2 separate regions of the Homo sapiens genome follow, and region 2 is linked to region 1. The links are chromatin loops, found by intact Hi-C in ENCODE. Cell type or tissue: natural killer cell. All regions are shown on one strand.

What was found. Peaks named below come from ENCODE experiments on the same cell type or tissue, not always from the same donor. Only the 100,000 strongest peaks of a DNase experiment are listed, where the experiment ranks them.
Region 2: it touches region 1 in a loop (9-fold over the local background); 23 of 110 quality-filtered maps call a loop at or near these places.

What each region holds. Positions count from the first base shown.
Region 1 is chr15:64,727,070-64,729,569 of GRCh38, reverse strand. No RefSeq gene overlaps it. Among named protein-coding and RNA genes, the nearest start is that of OAZ2, 25 kb to the right of the region's middle. In natural killer cell, a CTCF peak has its summit at 1,179 (motif pointing right); a DNase peak (open chromatin) is centred at 1,179.
Region 2 is chr15:64,429,354-64,431,853 of GRCh38, reverse strand. The region is part of intron 11 of TRIP4 (thyroid hormone receptor interactor 4); the gene reads right to left. Among named protein-coding and RNA genes, the nearest start is that of ZNF609, 30 kb to the left of the region's middle. RefSeq lists enhancers at 817-1,328, 1,329-1,840. In natural killer cell, no CTCF peak of the experiment used is centred here; a DNase peak (open chromatin) is centred at 1,393; H3K27ac peaks cover 1,875 bases.

The sequences.
Region 1 (2,500 bases):
GGACCCCCGTCCTGATATATATATATATATAAAATGTTATCTATAATCTATATAATATACATATATAATACATACATAGCTGGGATTACAGATGCATGCCACCATGCCCGGCTGATTTTTGTATTTTCAGTAGAGACGGGGTTTTGCCATGTTGGCCAGGCTGGTCCCGAAATCCTGACCTCAGGTGATCCGCCCAACTCGGCTTCCGAAAGTGCTGGGATTACAGGCATGAACCACTGCGTTGGGCCCTGTCCTGATATTTTTTGACCCTGTTCTCCATCATGAAGTGCTGGACTTAGTCAAGAGTTGGAAACTCGCACTCTGCAGGAAGTGAGGAGACTGAGGGAGGCAGGCTGGGTGACTGGGTGACAGGAGAAGGGGGCAGTGGTTGCCCCTCAACCCCTGCCAGCTGCTGCTCAGCAAGGTGGGGACTCCATGTGGCTTCATGTTTTGATTTTTCAACAGAAACTGGACATTCAGATTTTAATGTGAAAAGTCCTGATTTTGGATGCCGACAACAAACCATATAAAGCCATTTCGTGCACTATACTATGGCCCATGTGCTTATTACTTTGCAACTTCAGGTCAAAGATTCCTAGTTTTCACTCTGTGCAGTAACTATAGGGAAAAAAACTGCCAAGTGCACAGTTACGCCCAACCCATAGGTATGACCCCTTCCTCTCCCTCCTTTGTTTTCTTCTTCTTTTTTTTTTTTTTTTTTTTTTTTTTTGGAGACGGAGTCTCACTCTGTCGCCCAGGCTGGAGGGCTGGAGTGCAGTGGCAGTGCAGTGGCAGGATCTCGGCTCACTGCAAGCTCCGTCTCCCGGGTTCACGCCATTGTCCTGCCTCAGCCTCCCGAGTAGCTGGGACTACAGGCGCCCGCCACCACACCCGGCTAATTTTTTTGTATTTTTACTAGAGACGGGGTTTCACTGTGTTTAGCCAGGATGGTCTCGATTTCCTGACCTTGTGATCCCCTTGGCCTCCCAAAGTGCTGGGATTACAGGCCGGAGCCACCGCGCTTGGCCATTTCCTTCTTTTGCTTCAGCCATCAAAGAGCCAGGCCCAAAGGCTGGGCTATCTGAGCATGTTGCCCTTACCCACATCCATCCCATCTCCCCTGAGGAAGAACCAGCTCTGGGCTTCCTTAGAACGCTGTATCTGCAATGCTCCCAGAGGCCACCAGAGGGCAGGGTAGAATGCCGAAAACTATTGGTTTGGGCTAGTGGACGGGCAGGGGTTGTGATCTCAGTCTGGCATCCAGGTTTGGAGGTTCAGGAAGGCAGCTAGGGTTGCTCCCTGAGGGTGCAGTGTGGCTCACCATTCCCAGACACACCTCCCAGTGGATGCCCATCACCTCATTTGTGGATCATAGGAGCAACTTTCTTTCTTTAAAAAAGAAAAACACCCAGGCTGGAGTGCAATGGTACTAGCCACCACCACCAGCTAATTAAAATAAAATTTTTGTAGAGATGGGGGTCTCACTGTGTTGCCCAGGCTGGTCCCAAACTCCTGGGTTCAAGCAATCTTCCTGCCCTCAGCCTTTGAAAGTACTGGATTACAGGCATGAGCCACTGTGCCTGGCCCATAGGAGCAACTTTCTGTCGGTACTTTCTGTCCTTAGCTGTTTTTCCCCAACACACACTGTCTCTCATGCCCCCCAACCACCCAGCAGTCACTGATATCAGGCTGGTCTGCCCCAGACCCACTCGCTACAGACCTTGTCAAGAGCCTTCAATAGCTCCTTGTTACATAAAGCTGGACCATCCAGTTTCTCAGAAGTGGAGTATTGGGATGCTGATCCCAGTTAGGTGAGTGGGAGTGAGCTGAAGAGGCTCTTATTTCCTTCATCTCAGTGTAATTGTAAGGGTAGGCCTTGCTGTTCCAACTTCATACATGAGGAGATGAAGCACGCGGAGAAAAGTGTCTGCCATCAAACTGAACTCAAATACTTTCTGAGTGTCCGTGTTTGATGGTGTAGGGGATACAAAAAACCTGAAGATAGGGTTCCCATCCTCAAAGAGACTATATAGCCTGTTAGGAAAACATGATACTCATCTAAAAAGATAACCAGCTCCCAGCAGCTTTCAAGTAGATAGTACAATAGCAACAGTGGGAACGTCAGAGAGTGGTCCCCGGATGTAGGGGTCAGGGAAGCCTTCAAAAAGGAAGTAGTGGTCTTCAAACTAGTATTTGCACCCCAAGAGGTACAAAAAGAATTTTCACTGTTTTTATTTTTATTTGTTTAATTTTTAAATTTTTATTTATTTACTTACTTTTTGAGATGGAGTCTTGCTCTGTAGCCCAGGCTGGAGTGCAGTGGTGCAATCTCGGCTCACTGCAACCTCTGCCTCCCAGGTTCAAGCAATTCGCTGCCTCAGGCCTCCCAAGTAGCTGAGATTACAGACATGTGCCACCACGCCCGGCTATTTTTGTATTTTTAGTAGAGACAGGGTTTCACCATGTTGGTCAGGCTGGTCTCAAACTCCTGACCTCAGGT
Region 2 (2,500 bases), 300 kb after region 1:
AAAAAATATATATATATATATAATATAAATGGTTTCTGAAACCATTTAAGTGGGTACTTAATACCCAGACTGCAAATAACCCTAAAGACAGTCTGTTTTGATCTAGAAACTCTAGTCAATGTTCCAGTTTTGTTTTTTTTTTTAATTTGAGATGGAGTCTCACGCTGTTGCCCAGGCTGGAGTGCAGTGGTGCAATCTCTGCTCACTGCAACCTCTGCCTCCCGGGTTCAAGTGATTCTCCTGCCTCAGCCTCCCAAGTAGCTGGGATTACGGGCACCCACTACCACACCCAGCTAATTTTTTTTTGTATTTTTAGTAGAGACAGGGTTTCACCATGTTGGCCAGGCTGGTCTTGAACTCCTGACCTCATGATCCACCAGCCTCCGCCTCCCAAAGTGCTGGGATTACAGGCGTGAGCCACCGTGCCCAGCCTGTCAATGTTCCAGTCTTCAAGAGAATTCCAAAACTACATTCCCTATATCTCACTCAAGTGAGCTGTGATTTTAATGAATTGTCCAGGGTTAAGCTAGTTGTTAGTAACATAACAATTTTTCTTCTTGTTGAGTCTCAGATAACAGCCCTCATCGTGAGGGCTGTTATCGGAATATTTTGAGGTCTATATATTGGCAGATTTTCTCAGTACAACAGACAGGACATTTTCACATATTTTAAAAGAGAATTTGTGGACTGCATTTTGAATTCCAGTGCCTGGTTTGAATACTGACTATTAAATCCTTCATTTTCTAATTTCTCATCTCTCAGACTCACAGACAATTCATTGGTGATAGAAGCTGATGATTTCCACAAACGAAGTGATACTTGGAATCTTCCTGAAGATCTATGTTGCTTGGATACTCTTTTTTTTTTAAAGTTTTAAAAATTGCTTACTTTTCTTCCAGCAAATTCTCCTAGATCCTGAAGATACTTTTCTAGAAAAAGGAAGAAGTAATATTCTCTTCCCTATTGGAAGACTACAAGTCTACTGCCGTCAATTATTGGAAACAGGCACCCAGCAGTATAACTGCTTCAGCATAATTCCTTGAAGATAGGGTCTTGGCTATTGTAAAAGCTGTAAGATCAAATAGACTAAAGGGTCAGTAAGCTGGCAGGAAAGGAATGGATTCAGTTCAGAAGAAATAGAATAATCAATGACCTTGGAGATTTCAGACAAATCAGATTTTCTATTGAAGGCAGGGATATAAATAGCACAAACACAACACAGACACGTAGAAACAAAAGCCACCAACTCAACTTTTTGTTTGAAAACTTGTTAGGTCTAGAGAACTGTTCAAACCACAGCTGCTAATGGTTATGGATTTGGCAATCAAAATGTCTTTGTTAAAAAAAAAAAGTTTTAACTGCCTTACTATTGAGGTTACAAACCACAGCCTTGATGCATTGTTGCAGTCAACATCCTCCCTGCTGTTTTTGAGAGCTTACATCTGCTGCTGGCAGATAAAATGCTGGCAAACAGCATGGGCTCCTTCCAGGGGAATCACAGGAGAAGCTTTAACGAGATGGCTCTCATCTACCTTTTTACCCTGAGTTGAACCCATAGCCTTTTCTATATCACTTCTACCTTCTCTAGGCTGATCCTCTGCCATTACTCAGGAGGGTTGAGGATCTAGAGGAATTTTTTCTGGCACAAATTAGTCATGTTGGCCATACTAATCTTAGAAGATAAAAAGGAAGACTAGTTCATGGCTCAGGAGAAAGCACATATTTTTAAAGCCATTTAACAGTGTAGTGCACTTGATTTTAAAACAACCACTAACAAAACCTTTTCGATTTTCTTTTTTTAAGAGGACTAAATGATCACACTATGCCAAAAATAGTGAGGGTTTAGTGTATTTTAACTTATCAAAGAAAGGCCAAGAATGTGAGGTCAGAAGTAAATTACTGAATTTTGGGGGGAAAAGAAAAAGGAACAGCATGTAAAGGCAAAATGTGGTCCAAGTCACACAGGAAGTTAGTTTCAGTTGAAGTAAAAATTACTAGATCCACATTAGTTTTCAAAGAAAATGCAATTCAACTGGGTGATAAATGAATATGGAGATACTGAAGGGAAGGCACAGGTCACAGTTAGGAAACTACTTCCTAGATGGTTCTCTCTCAGTGAGTTGACCTATGAGAATACAGAAAAATCAAGCATACTTAGACTAACACTCCTAAACTGTAAATACCATGATACCAGTTCTGTAGTATGTAAATAGGTAGTGCATGTTTGGGTGGGGGATTAATTTATGCTCAAAGTTTTGAGAACACTGCATGTTATATCCACCTCATAGAGAGTCATAATCCACACTAGCATATTAAGGGCTCTGAGATGTTCTACAGTAAACAGATCTGTTTAATCCAAAGGTATTTCCCAAATTTGTGTTTCAGAGAACACCTATGCCATGGAATAGTTTGGTAAATGCTAGTCAAGAGCCATTATTCCTAAACTCTCAACTCATTCATTCAGAAAACAAGAATGAGGCTGGTATAATAGATTAGACAA